Linked DNA regions of Homo sapiens: region 1 is linked to region 2. A link is an interaction called in ENCODE POLR2A ChIA-PET data of the cell type or tissue named here. Cell type or tissue: PC-9. All regions are shown on one strand.

Region 1 (4,000 bases), 390 kb after region 2:
AAACCCAAAGGGAGGTTGCAAATAACTAGAATAATCCTCAAATGCTCTTCTTCTTCAGGTTGGAGAGACAGGAATTAACAAAATATTAATGTTAATGAAAACTCCCCAGCCGAGGGATCAGGCAGCAGTAGGGAAAACCAGGCTCCAAGAGGAAGGGGCTGGTCAGTCCCAGGCCTTGGAGACTAGTTGTCCCCAACAGCCCCCTGCCGAGCCCTGATGAACGCCATGCCATGCGTGCGGAAGTGGGTCTTGAGGTTTAGAGGGCTGTCGCAGCTCTTGCCACAGACCTTACAGGTCAGTGGGCCTCCAGAAGCAGGCAGGGGTGAGTCTCCACCATCGGGGTCAGACCTTGATGGAGGGGCCTCTTCCTCCCCATCCCCCAGCCCCAGGGCACTGGCTTTACCCACACCCCGTCTCTTCTTGTGGCTGATGAAACGGTGTCGGCTCAGGGAGCCAGGGGAGGCAAAGCACAAGCCACAGTCGAGGCACTGCTGGGCACCATCCTCCACCCTCAACCCCATCATGAGGCTCTGTTCTGTGGAGCTGCTGCTCCGGTAGCGCAGAGGGCCATGGCCTCCAGATCCAGGTCCGCCCCTGGGGGACTTGGCTGGCGGTGTCGTGCTGTCAGGCTCCTCACTGCAAGAGTCAGAAGACTGGCGGCGTTTCCGACCTGGCCCCTGAAGAAAAGTGGAAGAAACTGGGCCTTACCACCACCCCTACTGTCCCTGGCACCCCCATGCTCGCTTCCTGAGGCCATGGTCTCTGCCTTCCAGTTTCCCACTCAAAGCCCTAGCACAGCAGGCCGGGCCTCTGCCTACCTGGGCTCTGGCACTGGAACCCCGAGCCAAGGTGGTCCCCCGGCCAGGGGACTGGGCCCCAAGCTGCAAGCCGTGCCGGACCTGGACATGTTTCTCTAGGATCAGGCGGCTGCTGAAGGTGCGTTTTCCCTCTGTGCAATACCTGAAATGGGAGAGGACAGGATGGCAGCAGCGGCACAGCCCGAAGGCCAGGGCCCTTGCTTCTGAGGAGGGGGCTGCCAGAGCAGAGGGAGACCCCAACCATCAGGCCACTTAGACACGTCGCAGGTGCACAGGTACTTTGGCATACAGGGAGAGTCACGTGCTGGGCAGGAAGAGGAAGCGGGGAGCAAGACTTACCTGCAGGGGTAAACTCGCTTGATGCCCTCGTGATTAACTCTGACATGGCGCCTCAGGCTGGGGGCGGAGCAGAAGGAGCGCTCACACAGGCGACAGGGGAACTTTTTCACTGACTAGGAGAGCAGGGGTAGATGTCAGAGCCAGGCTCCAGGACCCCGTCCCCACTGTCACACTGGCAGTCCCAATGCTGCCCCCAGCCCATGGTACTCCCCTTGGGGCCCACTCACCTTGCCATGCTCCTTCTTCATGTGGGCCACGTATTCATCACGCTCAGGGAACCAGGAGTGACACAGGCCACAGGTCCAGCCTCCAGGCCCCCCACCCCCACCCTTGAGGCCTTTGCTCCCTAGTTCCCGCCGAGGCCGTTTGGCTGGACGGGGGGGCTCAGGGGAGCTGGGTACTTCCTCCTCTTCTGAAGATGAAGACGACTCCTCAGTAGCAGGGGCTGCCCCTCCCTGAGAAACAGCCAGCTCCTCAGGCTCAGTCTTGGGGGTCAGCAGGGCACCCCCGGCCCCTTTCCCAGCAGTCTCCTCCAAGCGCCCAGACTGATGGGTGTTCTGTGAGAGGAGACAAGGGAGGTTGCTGTTGTGGGGGAGGGCCTGGCTATGCCAAAGCCCCCCACTTCTGAAGTATGTGGCCCCAGCCCCAGGTCAGTACAGCTAAGCACCCATTCCCCATCCCTCTGCTCCTGTACCTTGAGATGTTCCAGCATGGTCCTTTTTTGGGCAAAGAGCAGAGGACAAGACGGGCACTTAAAGACACTGACACGCTGGGGCAGCAAGTGCTGGTCGAAGTGTGAGGAGAGGAGGGGTTTGTGAGTGAAGACTGTGTCGCACATGGCGCACTTGTAGATCAGCCTGAAGTGAGGACAGTGCAGACATCAGGCAGGGTTGGGTGCAGCCCCTCCCCTCCTGCGCCCCACCAGCCCTCCCTGGCCCAGCCCGGCCCTCCCCCGGGCCTCACTTGGCCTGCTGAGTTTGGAAGCTGGGATGCTGGGAGTAGAGGTGGGCATGGGCACTTGGCCCAGACTTGAAGGCCATGGGGCAGATGGGGCACTTGTGGAAAACCTCGCAGTGCGACGTCTGGATGTGGGACTTGATGGAGTTCACACCCCCAAACACCACTGAACAGCTGGGGCACCTAGGGAGGAAGCAGGAGGCCCTGTGGTGAGGTGGGAGGCATCTCCATGCCCACCCCGGGACCATACATTTATTCTCTGGGACTGGGTAGACTACAAGAAGGAAATCAGTAGTGGAGCATGAGCAGGGTGGAGAAAGGAGAGAGGTGCAGAGGCTGTGCCCCAAGGGAGGCTGCCAAGGGAGAGCTGGAGCTCCAGAGGTGGCCCTGCTTCCCCCCATCTCCATGGGGGACGACGGGAAGGCAGGACGTACTATCTCAGGGTTGAGTCTGGCAAAACAACAGGGCTGAGGGATATAGCAGGGAAGATAGGGGATCTTGAAAGGCCATCTGAGGCTGAGGCTAGGACACACGAAACCCTACAGTTCTATGGAGGAAGGGTCCGAGGCACCTGTATCCTACACGGCGAGAGACGTGCAGACAGGCCTCCCGGAGATGGGTCTGAAAATTGGCTTGCAGGAAGTTGCCCCCACACTCAGGACAGACATGGGGGGGTCGATTCTTATGCATGCGCTGGTGGGCGCTGAAGCTGCAGCGATTGGGGAGCATCATGGGGCAGGTTGGGCACACCTGTCGAGTGGGTTAAACAAGGAAAGTCGGTGAGGAGTGTCCTGTCTCCATTACTTCTAACCAAGCCCCCAACGCCTTCCTAGATCCTGTCCCCACAGAAGGGCTGTGAAAGGTGACTCACATTGCTGGTGGCCCCAGGGGCAGGGGGGCCGAGCTGCTGGAAGTGAGCTGCCATGCCAGCCTTGTCCCGGCACTGTTCCTTGCACTCCAGGCAGCGAAAGCATGTGTAAGCAGAGGTGGCCGGGGCAGCAGGCGGCTCTGTGGAGAGCGGCAGGACAGGGGCCTCAGCAGCAACTGTAGTAATGGCAGAGGAGGTGATGGCCCCCTCACCCTTGCCCAAGGCAGGCAAGGCCAGAGGTCCAGAGACAGGTGGGACAGCTACAGGCAGCAGCGGTGTGATGTCCGGCTGCCCCACCATCTGGTCAAGGGCTACAGGCCTCATGACCAAATGTGAGCACTGCATGACGAGCCCCTTGTCCTTGTGTTCACGTGCATGCAGGAGCAGGCTGCACTTGTTGAAGAAGACCAGGCGGCGGGCGCAGTGGTTGCAGGTGACCTCGATGCGCATGCTCCGACGGTCATAGTGCCGTGCCAGGCTCTTCTCCAATGAGAAGGCATCCCCACACTCCAGGCAGCGGTAGCCGGTGGGAGGCAGGGCCAGCCCAGCCTCAGCTGGTGGGCTCAGGTTTGGCCTATAGGCAGGGAGCAGGTTCTTGCTGTTGAGGATCTTGTTGAAGGCCTCCACCAGGCTGGACTGGGTCCGTGATATCACTGTGCCGCCCCCTGTACTTGGCCCAGTAGCTGTCTTTGAAGGTTGCACCATCACCACCGAGGCACCATTCACCTTCTGTCCCCCAGTCCCCAGCCCTGCCCGCCCGTCAGCCTTAGGCAGGGCTTGGGGCACCAGGCCTAGCACGTTCTTAGCAATCATCTTAGGGCTGGTGGCAGTCCCCCCAGGCAGCACCACAGCCTTGCGAGCCACACTGGCTGCCATCAGCATGGCAGTACTGGCGTTCTGGATGGTGGCCACAGGCAGCACAGTGCCTTTCAGCCTTGTACCATCACCCAACTGTACGCTCACCACCTTTGGACCCTCAGAAGTAGGTGTTGCAGGGGACAGCTTCAAGAGGCTAGCC
Region 2 (4,000 bases):
CAGAAAGGAGTGTAAAAATCATTATTATGTACATTCTCGATGAAAACAGACACAGACGCATTTTCAGAAAATCTCTTATCCACTTGGACCACCATCATTACCAGTGAACTCTGCCACATGTCCAGGGATATGGTCTGGCTCTGTGCCTCCACTCAAATCTCATCTCAAATTGTAGTCCCCATATGTCGAGGGAGGGACCCGGTGGGAGGTGACTGGATCATGGTCTGGTTTCCCCATGCTGGTCTCATGATAGTGAGGGAGTTCTCACAAGATCTGATGGGGTTTTTTTGTTTGTTTTGAGACAGAGTCTGGCTCTGTCACCCAGGCTGGAGTGCAGTGGCACAATCTCGACTCACTGAAACCTCCGCCTCCCAGGTTCAAGCGATTCTCTTGCCTCAGCCTCCAGAGTAGCTGGGACTACAGGCATGAGCCATCACGCCCAGCTAATTTTTGTATTTTTAATAGAGATGGGGCTTCACTACATTGGCCAGCCTAGTCTCCAACTCTTGACCTCAAGTGATCTGCCCGCCTCGACCTCCCAAAGTGCTGGGATTACAGGCATGAGACACCGCACCTGGCCTAGATCTGATAGTTTTAAAAACAGCAGTTCCCCCTGCATGTGCTCTCTCTCTCGTCACCTTGTGAAGAAGGTGCTTGCTTCCCTTTCACCTTATGCCATGATTGTAAGTTTCCTGAGGCTTTCCCAAGCCATGCGAAACTGTGAGTCAATTAAACTTCCTTTCTTGCACTTTGGGAGGCTGAGGCGGGTGAATCACAAGGTCAGGAGTTCGAGACCAGCCTGGCCAACATGATGAAACCCCGTCTCTACTAAAAATACAAAAAATTAGCTGGGCATGGTGGCAGGCAACTGTAATCCCAGCTACTCGGGAGGCTGAGGCAGGACAATCGCTTGAACCCAGGAGGCAGAGGTTGCAGTGAGCTGAGATCATGCCACTGCACTCCAGCCCAGGTGACAGTGCGAGACTCCATCTCAAAAAAGCACAAACAAACAAAAAAAAACCTTCCTTTCTTTATAAATTACCTAATCTCAGGTAGTGTCTTTATAGCAGTGTGAAAATGGACTAACACATCCAGTAACAGGTATACTTATTGGAATAACTAGCATTTAAAGAATATCTGGCAAGCGCTCAAGCATTCTTTTAGGTATATGTGAGAGATCTGGTTTCTCGTGTCAGAGGACTTAAATTCCAGTTATTTTATACATGTGTAAACAATTAGAGAGCACTGAAAGACAGTATATAATGCTGCATTACAATGAAATAGCAAACATGTATGGTACAGACAGTGATATAGGCAGTCAGAATGGAAGCACTTATTGATAATTACAGTTATCAGGGAAGCCTTAGGTGGATCCCCAAAGAACAGAATGAAGAAGAGAAACTATAAGCTAAAGATAGGAAACAGGAATGAGTCTGTGCTTAAATACTTTGAGAAAACAGATTTGCCTGATTTAAATAAGGGAACAGGAGACAATTAAAGATAATGCTGGATAGGCAGACTAACACTAGATTATGAAAAATCCTAAAAAGTAGGCACAGGAATTTAGACTTAAGGAAATAAACAACAGGGAGCTAAAATAAGCAATAAGAAATGGCTCCTTCTTTATTAAAGAAAGTTTGATTTGTGTTTGAAAGCCACATGAATTAACCTGAAGAGAGAATGAAATAAGGAAGATCAATGATGTTTGGTACTCAAGGTGGAAAGCATTTCCCAGAGTATTTTAAGGAAAGATAGTTGGATAGGCAAATGAGTTCAAGATTAAGTCAAGAGGGCCAGGCGCGGTGGCTCATGCCTGTAATCTCAGCACTTTGGGAGGCCAAGGCGGGTGGATCACGAGGTCAGGAGATCGAGACCATCCTGGCTAACATGGTGAAACCCTGTCTCTACTAAAAATACAAAAAATTAGCCGGGGAGAGGTGGCAGGCGCCTGTAGTCCCAGCTTCTCAGGAGGCTGAGGCAGGAGAATGGCGTGAACCCAGGAGGCGGAACTTGCAGTGAGCCGAGATAGCACCACTGCACTCCAGCCTGGGTGACAGAGCAAGACTCCATCGCAAAAAAAAAAAAAAAAAAAAAAAAGATTGAGAGACTAATTCAACTTCTAGTTCTGTCACCTACCAATGTGTACTTGCATAAGTCATGTAAACCCTTTCACTGTGTAAAACTGGAATATCTCATAGATGTACAAGAAAAAGATGACAGATGTTAAGAGTTTTGTAAAGTATATATCAGTAGCTATTATTAGTATCATTTAGCTATTAAGTTCTTCTAAGAACCGTACAAGGATATGAATGTCCTGCCAGGAAGTGACTAATAGAAAGATTATGCCAGTCTCTCCCCAACCTGGCCATACAAGTGAAGGCTCACTTAGGCACCGAGGATTATAGCCACAGAGGGGATGTTCAAGAAGAACCACGATGCAATGTCAATGTCCTGAAGATCCTGAACACTTTCCTCTTCATCACCAAAACACTGTACTGCTCCAGCCAAATTTAAACCAATTATTGAAAAGCCAGCAGAGAAGTAGAGGGGGGAAATAAATAAACAATACTGGTCTATCCAGTTTCCAAAGAAACTTACAGTGTTATTTAGCTCAGGGAAAAGGCTTTACAACTATTTTTCTTTATTTCTGTATTGTTTCGATGAGAATAAGAATATAAGAATACTGTCTTTCTGTTTTGTTTTTACCCCTAACGCCTAGAACTATGTCTGACTCACAACAGTACTAATATTTGATGAACACTTTCCCAAGGCAGAGGTGGGTCACAGTGATTATCTACTCCAGCAATTCCAAGTGAGCTCTTTTACACATGGGGCAGTAAAAATGGTCTTCTTTCATTTCTAATCAAGAAATTGCTTACCCAGGTGTGGTAGCTCACGCCTGCAATCCCATCATTTTGGGAGGTGGAGGCGGGAGGATCACTTGAGGTCAGGAGTTCAAGACCAGCCTGGCCAACATGTTGAAACCCCATTTCTACTAAAATACAAAAATTAGCCGGATGTGGAGGAGGGAGCAGGTAATCCCAGCAACTCGGGAGTCTGAGGTAAGAGAATCACTTGAACCCGGAAGACGGAGGTTACATCTCCGTGAGCCCAGATCATGCCACTGCACTCCAGCCTGGGAGACAGAGCAAGACTCTGTCTCAAAAAAAAAAAAAAAAAGATTACACTGCTTGACTGACTAAGTGGAAAACATAAATATCACCACCCTAGTTTCCTTTTCTTCTTAAATTTTTTTAATTAAAGTAAAAGATGTATATAATTTAAAAAAACAAAACATATAGTACTAAAAGGCTCCTAATAAAAACAGCAGCCTCTGATCCCAGAGCGTCATTCCACAAAAGCAACTACTTTTAGGCACTTTAAGCAATTTCTTGTGATAATCCCTCCATAATTCTAAATGGCATGCTTACATTGACAATTCTTGACTTACCAATTTTAGACACTGTTGACTTACTGTGTTGAAAATATTTGGTTTTAACTCTCTTGTAGCACCCAAACACTCCCACTTCCTCTTCCCCCAACTTCTCAATAAAAAATTAAATACTCAATAACTGCATTATTATAAATATGTAAACACTATTCACAACTAAGCTATATACTATGCTATGACTTCCTTTCTTGCAAAATTTTTTATTTCCTCTGAGGTTAAATGCCTCGTGTTTTTGTTTGTAACTTCCCATGTACCTATCACCAATTTTTCCTCCACAATAACCAAATATCAAAACTCTTTTACTTAGACATTCATTTTCTAAAAACTGTCAACGGTTGTCATTTGCTGTGGTATCCTCCCTTGTTCTCTTTGTCCTTGCAAGTTTACGCTTTTTAAAATTCCAATACTGCTACTTTTGTGAGCTTTCAGGAAACAGCAGCTTAAATGTGTGTACACTTTGCTAGGTTTAGCCAGAATTTAAATATAAATGATTAATTTCTACCTTATTAATTTTTAAGGAAAAGGTTCATTATTACCATTAGCAACTAA

What was found. ChIA-PET counts read pairs that join two places held together with the same protein. Peaks named below come from ENCODE experiments on the same cell type or tissue, not always from the same donor. Only the 100,000 strongest peaks of a DNase experiment are listed, where the experiment ranks them.
Region 1: POLR2A ChIA-PET joins it to region 2 with 31 read pairs; 2 of 35 experiments call an interaction of 5 or more read pairs at or near these places.

The regions. Positions count from the first base shown.
Region 1 is chr1:151,287,392-151,291,391 of GRCh38, reverse strand. It overlaps ZNF687 (zinc finger protein 687), which reads right to left. Exons shown (of 9, transcript NM_020832.3): 2 at 2,986-4,000; 3 at 2,686-2,864; 4 at 2,121-2,297; 5 at 1,852-2,014; 6 at 1,385-1,714; 7 at 1,158-1,270; 8 at 819-960; 9 at 1-677. The coding sequence ends at 183. Among named protein-coding and RNA genes, the nearest start is that of ZNF687, 7.1 kb to the right of the region's middle. RefSeq lists enhancers at 435-1,085, 1,086-1,735, 1,736-2,387. In PC-9, no CTCF peak of the experiment used is centred here; no DNase peak of the experiment used is centred here.
Region 2 is chr1:151,679,333-151,683,332 of GRCh38, reverse strand. The region is part of intron 7 of SNX27 (sorting nexin 27); the gene reads right to left. Among named protein-coding and RNA genes, the nearest start is that of CELF3, 35 kb to the left of the region's middle. In PC-9, no CTCF peak of the experiment used is centred here; DNase peaks (open chromatin) are centred at 2,342 and 2,782; H3K4me3 peaks cover 653 bases; H3K27ac peaks cover 2,798 bases.